Linked DNA regions of Homo sapiens: region 1 is linked to region 2. The links are chromatin contacts, found by Hi-C or POLR2A ChIA-PET in ENCODE. All regions are on one chromosome and are shown on one strand. The core of a region is the stretch at or near the end of the contact, and the rest is flanking DNA. Distances in the headings are between cores, read along the strand shown.

Region 1 (4,197 bases), core at 1,016-3,515, 400 kb after region 2:
TCTAGAAGAGAATCGGCCTCTGGTACTGGTGAAGAGACCGGAGATTTTCAGTTAGGCATTTTACCTGGCTGAGTGCAGGGCTTGGAGGTGGAGTCGCTTGTGGAAGGATTAACTAGAGGGAGGAGTCACTGTCATTAGGATACCATACACATGGCAAAACCAAATATAACCACCCACCTCCTCTGACTCACCTACTTAAAGCATGAATAACCTGGAGGGGGTGGTGGCAAGCAGGTACAGAGATGCTCCTTGACTTTCAGTAGGTTTGTATCTCAATAAACCCATTGTAAGTAGAAAATATTGTAAGTCGAAAATGCATTTAATCCACCTAACCTACAGAACTTCATAGCTTAGCCTAGCCTACCTTAAACGTGCTCAGAACACTACAGTAGCCTACAGTTGGGCAAAATCATCTAACACAAAGCCTATTATATAATAATGTCGAATATTATGTAATTGAATACTGTACAGAAAGTAAAAAAACAGAATGGTTGTATGGGTACTCAAAGTATGGTTTCTACTGAATGTGTATTGCTTTCACACCATCATAAAGTTGAAAAATTGTAAGCTGAACCATCATAGGTCAGGGACCATCTGTATTTGAATGAGTGAGGTGGGGGCCTGAATCCACCCTCCTCCTCCTCTCACCACCCCATCCTCAGGATACACATAGACCAGTGAAGTCTGTCTTGGCCTTGTGAAACCCTTACCATCTGAATGGCCTAATGAAGTAGAACTTGTGACTGATAGGAAGACTTTGGAGAGGTTTGGAATGTTCTTTGACTTACCAGGAATCTAGTAGACCCAGGATTATCCAAATGTCACCAAACAGTGAGTTCAGTGCCCAGAGGGGAGGCCCATTATTAACCCTTCCTTGAGGTAGACACACCCAGTGTAGATGAGGGTGATGCTGGGTGGTCCCTGCCCAAGGCTTAGTCTGACCCTACTCAGGAAGGGGATATAATAGGAATAGCATTATGAGAGGTTCTTTCTGTTCTGTACCCCTTATGTGTTATAAGATAATGGAGGAAAATCTCAGTTGCCAAACCTGTGTCGGCCACATTAAAGCAACAGTTACTATATCAGTCATGGTAAATGAATGGTGGTCCAGGTATAAACATTGTTTTACCCCTTGATATTTTTATATGAAGCATTTGGCTTGAACCTTATGTTTGAAACATCAAACATAGTGTATTGTCATATTGAATATGAATACTACCAGTGTTTTAATAATAACTGACATTATATTTGTGGCACCACAGGTGTATCATTTTAAATTCTCTATATATAGCATTTAAAGTGTATAGTGACTAAAGTAATTACTGTTGCTTCATGTGGTGAATATGGGATGTGCCAGTTTAGCAGATGTGGTTACTCAACTCACATAAAAAGGTCACCTTAATCTGTCAGAAATCGTGGAAGTCACATCTCAAGTAGGATTGAAACATGCATAATATGGTCCATGAAGAGGGCACTCTTTTCTTCCCTGCTCCCCTCTCCTCACACCACCTCCTGCTTCTTTTCACAAGCTCTGCATTGTTCTGCATAGCAACGTTCCATCCACAAAAAGCTCCAGTGTGTAGGGGGTCTGAATCCTGTCTGATCCCTTCCCTAGCCCCATAGCTCAGACATGAGATGTGGTCCAGGGAGCAGCCTAGACAAGTGCCAATGGGACATGTAAAGATTCCCCTTTCTTTTCTTTCTTTAAGTGTTTTTTGGAGACAGGGTCTCACTTTGTTGCCTGGGCTGGAGTGCGGTGGTGCAGTCACGGCTCACAGTAGCCTGGACCTCCCGGGCTCGAGCCATCCTCCCACCTCAGCTTCCCAAGCAGTTGGGACAATAAGTGCGTGCCACCACACCCAGCTAATTTTTGTATTTTTTGTAGAGATAGGATTGTACCGTGTTGCTCAGGCTGGTCTCAAACCCCTGGCCTCATGAGATCCTCCCACCTCGGCCTCCGAAAGTGCCGGGATTACAGGCATGAGCCACTGTGCCCGGCCAAAGATTCCCCCTGTCTTTTTGACACTCTTCAGCTGTGCCCTCCCAGGGAAGACATTAGCTCACTCTGCAGCCACTTGTGCCATTCTCGTGCCCTCCTTGCACAAGGCCTTGTCGTAACTGCTTCACTCTCCTGGTCTGCCAGTGCAGGTATCAGTGATCCAAGAAGATACAGGAAGAGGCTTGTGTGGGAGTCGCCTGGAGCCCTCCATGGTATGTTGGCTCTACAAGAGCTAGGCATGTGGTGCCAGGGCGTGGGAGCAGCAAGGCCACCCCGCTCAGGCCTCTGCCCTGGAGGAAGGGTGGTGTAACTGCCCCTGGACGACAGCCTGGATGTGGCGAGGGGAGACGGTCCACACCCTGCTCTCAAGCATGGAGGTCGAATGTTTCTAGGTCAGCAGCTCAGGACAGCAGGCAGGTCAGGCCTGGTAGAGGAAGTGCATGTGAGGAGTCAGTGGGAAGTGAGTAAGAGATGGTGGTGGTAAACTAGGAGGTGCTCCTACAAACAGAATTGGATTTTCCCTTTTAAAACAAGGATGGCCGTAGCTGAGCCCTCCTCTCTCTCTCTGTGTGTGTGTGTGTGTGTGTGTGTGTGTGTGTGTGTGTGTGTCCGTGTCCTCTTCTGTTCTCCGCCCCTACTGAAGGAAGGAGATAGCTCTGGCTTCCAAAAGTAGCCTTGCAGCTGTAGGAGGACTGACTCTGCCTAGCCTTTACATTTCCCATGTAAAATTTAACAGTGCTTTCACAGAGCTTCTCTAAAGATCAAAGGGTACCCAACTGAATGGGAATCTGTGGTCTGGGGATTTTTTTTTTTTTTTTTTTTTTGTCTGTAGCTTCCCTTCCTCCCTCCCTGCAACACTAAGTAGACGAAATATTGGGCCAAAGGGCCAAGGAATCCTGTTAAGGGAGGAATCTCGCGGTCTCATTTCCAGCCAGGCACTTTTCTGTTCTTGTAACTTTCCAGTCGTAATTTGGGGATTACTGTTGATAACTCTGACACCTGGTGGTCATTTCAAAAACTGCACTCTGGAAGAATTAAACGTTCACTTTTATCATTTTTAGTTGTTTTTCCACCTCCAATGTCAGTGTCAATAATATGCATTTTATAAATTAGTGATTATTGTTAGTTGAATGATCTATAAGTAAAATCCTTGCACATGCATTCAACAGAATACACTAGGATAGAAAATTTCTGAAAGGTATACCAGAAGCTATACATGGTGGTCCCTAGAGAGTGCAGCTAGGTGTGGGGAGGAAGCAGACTTATTTTACTTTATGCCAGTTAGTGCCCTTTGAAATGGTCTTAAACAGAAATAGTGTATTACTGTAATAATTATAGTGAAGTACTGCACTTGGGCAGGATATTCCCTTCCAGGGCTCCTACCCTCTCCTGATTTTGCATCCAGGGACGTCCTCTGTGCTTTTGAATGTATTAAGGAGTGACGTACGGCTGGATTCACTCTGATCTCATTCACTGACAGTGGTGGGAGAGCCCAGAGCTGAGTAGAAACTGGTTCTGGGGCATCGTGTGGCTAGGGTGCCAAAGCCGAGAAAGGTCCCGTAGTCCCTGTGTGGTCAGCAGGGAAGGCAGCAGTGCTCTGTCAGTATTGATTCTTCAGGGGCAGGCTGCCCACTTACCAAAGTTATGCTTAGCAGAGGGGCTCTGGCTCACTCCCCGTCCCTCATCCTACCAGGTGTGAGGCTGCCAGGAGCCGATCGCACAAGGCTTGGCAAGGCAGATGCTCCCCAGCTCCTGACATCAGAGAGAAGGGCTGGGATTGTGGCCTGCGGTTGGTGGGCAGGAGAGCCTGGTCTGATGACAGCAACCACCCTTTGACTACCTTCTCTGTGGCTGTTACTGTCTGATTCCAACCTTCCACTGTTGAACAGACCTCCTACCACTTTCCTACTACTCCCCCTAATGATAACATACTGAACTCACTTTTATGAATTTGTTGAGACCTTACCACTTTTCAAGTGTGTGTTCAGGAACAGCAAACTTTTGTCTTGCTTGGATCCACCCACATACCCAAATCACCATGGGTATCAGACACACTGGGTAGCTGAGTGCTCAGAGGAAGATGCGAGGTATTCAGGGAAAGTGTCAGTGGGGTCTCCCAGTGCCTGTTTGGTCCACAGTTAGGAGAGGCCCTGCTTGCACTTCTAATACAGTCCCGGAAAGACGGGGCCAGAACTTAG
Region 2 (3,582 bases), core at 46-2,545:
AAAAATTAGCCCGGCGTGATGGCGGGTGCCTGTAATCCCAGCTACTGGGGAGGCTAAGGCAGGAGAATCGCTTGAACCCGGGAAGAGGTTACAGTGAGCCGAGATTGCGCCATTGCACTCCAGCCTGGGCGACGAGCAAAACTCTGTCTCAAAAAATAAAAATAAAAAATAAAAAAATTAGCTGGGCGTGGTGGTGTGCGCCTGTAGCTACTCAGGAGGCTGAGGTGGGAGGATCCCTTGAGCTTGGGAGGTGGAGGTTGAAGGGAAGTGGAGGTTGCAGGGAGGTAGAGGTTGCAGGGAGGTAGAGGTTGCAAGGTGCCAAGATTGCACAACTGCACTCCAGCCTGGGCAACAGAGCAAGACCCTGTCTCAATAAGTAAATAAATAATAAAATACTGTATAAAATTACCTTCAGGCTATGTATATAAGATGTATATGAAACAAATTAATTTCATGCTTAGACTTGGGTCCCAGCTCCAAGATATCTCATTATGCAAATATTCCAAAATCTGAAAAAGTCCAAAATCTGAAACACTTCTGGTCCTAAGCATTTCTGATAAAGGATACTCAAGCTATATCTCTATCTTCTTTCCTCTGAAAATGCCACATGCAGAATTCATTACTATTGCATGTGAATGAGCAAGATTTAGCATTTAAATAGTCAAAACCATCCCTTTGCTTCAGCACATCCTCTAATTCTTCTCCAGAAACATGGCAATATACATATTTTGTTATTAAACAATAACAATGATAACTGTTTGATTCACAAAGACAAATATGTGTTTTGTTTCACTATCTTTTTTTAGTGACTCATTCATTATTGAACACTATTCCCATCATTCAGTCAACTCTTGAATATCCTTTGAGATAGTTTGAGTAATTAAAATAGCAGCATTTAATTTCAGGTCTATTTTTGATAGAATTATTATTAGTACCCTCAGCGAGGTCTCTCTGCCTGAAAGACAGCTCCCCCCTCCCTCCCACCAAGTGACAAGTCCTGATATGACATTAAAAACGCATGAATCCCAGCTGCTCGGGAGGCTGAGATGGAAGAATCACTTAAGCCCAGGAGGTCGAGGCTGCAGTCAGCTATGATCACGCCACCGCACTCCAGCCTGGGCAACAGAGGTATACCCTGTCTCTAAAATAATAATAATAATAATAATAATAATAAGTAAAAAGCATTTTAAAAGATAAGGAAAGTCTCTTTCAAAAGGAACTTCTGGACACTGACACCTGACTCCCTGGGCTTTTGTTTGATTCCCTTTTCCGCTGAGGTCTACTTCCTGATTACTCAGCTGACCATTCCTCATCTATTTGTCATGAAAGTGAGTGGATCACAGCAGAAGCTCAAAAAACATGAGTCCCTCCTCTTCCCATCCATTTGGACCAGCATGCCTGTGTAAAGGCCAGAAGTGTGAAACAGGATGGCAAGCACCAGTTGTACATTAGAATGCAGGATGTGAATGAAAGAAGGCATTAAGGGGGGGATCAGGCCCCTCCTCCCCATCTTTGGGTCCACCTGTGGCTTTGGTAAGTCCCAGGACCAGAGTATGCCCTTCATGACCCCATCCACCTTAACACCTGCTACTCAAAGATGGGGTTTCACCAGCCCTTCAGTCCATCTTCTCCAGCCTGGGCTTAGTCAGGAGATGTTTCAAAGCCTTCTTCCTTAAATTCATCTTGCCACAGTACTATCATTATTTACTTTTCCCAAACAAATTGAAAATGAGAAGGTGTGTCCAAAAGGAAACTTGGAAACAGAGACACCAAAAAAATTCAGGTAATGCATGGCACTCGCCTAAGAAGTCCTTCCACTTAACTGGATTCCAACACATTGGTTATTCTTTGTTTCCCTGGTTCTTATACTGCTTGTCAACGATCAAAACGTCAGAAAATAATTAACATCATCAACAGCAGGACAAACTGACAGTTATGAGTTTCCTGATGTACAGCCCCAGGAAGGATGAACCACCACTTCCGGCTATTGTCACCATGTTCTCATGTATAGCCTGAATCTCATCATGAGAAAACATGAAACAAACCCAAACGGAGAGACAGTCTCTAAAACTACAGGCCTACACACCTAACAGCAAGGTCATGAAAAATAAACCAAAGCTGAGGAGTTGTTCCAGATTAAAGGAGACTAAAGAGTCATCTCAAGGAGATTATTAAGACAAGTGGTAAAATTTGAACAGGGACTGTATATTAGATAACAATATTATATCTAGGTTAAATTTCCTGAATTTTCTAATTGAGCCACGGTGATAGGGTTTGGCTCTGTGTCCCCACCCAAATCTCATGTCGAATTGTAATCCCTGCATGTCGGAGGAGGGGCCTGGTGGGAGGTGATTGGATCATGGGGACAGACTTCCCCCTTGCTGTTCTCGTGATAGAGTAATCACAAGATCTGGTTGTTTGAAAGTGCATAGCACTTTCCCCTTCACTCTCTCTCTCTCCTGCCTCACCATGGTAAAACACACTTGCTTCCCCTTCACCTTCCTCCCTGATTGTAAGTTTCTGAAGCCTCCCAGTCATGTTTCCTGTACAGCCTGCAGAACTGTGAGTCAATGAAACCTCTTTTCTTCATAAATTACCCAGTCTTAGGTAATTCTTCATAGCAGCCTGAGAACAGACTAATACATGTAGTTATGCAGGAGAACGTTCTTAGGAGATTTCTGCTAAAGTATTTTGACATAGAAGGGCACCAATCATTTAGGAAAAAAGTAATGTGAATACGTAGAGAGTAATAACATAGGGAGTGATAGGCAAATGTGGCAAAATGTTAAGAATTGGGGTAAAGCAATGTGGAAATTTTTTTCATAACACTGCTGTAAGTTTGGGATTATTTCTAGAAAGAGAAAAGAGAAAACACAAAAATGGAACATTCAAAAATCAGATCCTTCACCTCTATTTTCTGATAGATTATTCATGTAAGAAAAGGTGAGAGTTTACCTGCAACTCTCCTATCAGTAGCATTTTTAAGTTGAGTAGTAATAGTGATCATTGGGAAAGGGATTCGGTTATTTGGTTACATGGACTGTATGAGTTCATTTTCACACTGCTATGAAGAAATACACGAGACTGGGTAGTTTACAAAGGAAAGAAATTTAGTTGACTCACAGATCCACATGGCTGAGGAGGCCTTGGGAAACTTACAATCATGGTGAATGGGGAAACAAACAAGTCCTTCTTCACATGGTAGCAGGAGAGAGAAGAAGTGCCAGCAGGGGGAATGCCAGACGTTTATAAAACCATCAGATCTCATGGTACTCACTCATTATCATGAGAATGGCATGGGGTGGAACCACCCCCATGATCTAATTACCTTCCAAGAGGTCACTCCCCCAACATGTGGGGATTACAATTTGGATTACAATTCAAGATGAGATTTGGGTGGGGACACAGAGCCAGACCATACCGTGGGTCTACCAGCTTTTTTCCCTCATTAGAGAGAAGGCATTGATTTGCCTCATAGGTTCTCCTAATTAATCCTGAGGTCCTGTACCCATCTGGTCCAATGGAGAGTTTGCCCTTCTATGTTCACAAATAATAGTAGTGGATGAGCCAGGCGCGGTGGCT

Evidence for each region. A loop is a pair of places that touch in the nucleus more often than their neighbours do. ChIA-PET counts read pairs that join two places held with the same protein, here RNA polymerase II (POLR2A). Pooled maps may share reads with other maps.
Region 1: a pooled map shows a loop between it and region 2 (2.4-fold over the local background). The contact joins two enhancer-like sites. A Hi-C loop is called at or near these places in 2 of 50 pooled maps. POLR2A ChIA-PET finds 5 or more read pairs at or near these places in 3 of 52 experiments (A673, MCF 10A and activated T-cell).

The regions. Positions count from the first base shown.
Region 1 is chr1:224,454,711-224,458,907 of GRCh38, forward strand. It overlaps a transcript of CNIH3 not described here. Among named protein-coding and RNA genes, the nearest start is that of WDR26, 22 kb to the left of the region's middle. Within about 2 kb of position 2,266, at least 32 of the 41 ENCODE cell types and tissues checked have a DNase peak (open chromatin) inside an H3K27ac peak, as active enhancers do.
Region 2 is chr1:224,051,681-224,055,262 of GRCh38, forward strand. No RefSeq gene overlaps it. Among named protein-coding and RNA genes, the nearest start is that of FBXO28, 61 kb to the right of the region's middle. Within about 2 kb of position 1,296, at least 2 of the 41 ENCODE cell types and tissues checked have a DNase peak (open chromatin) inside an H3K27ac peak, as active enhancers do.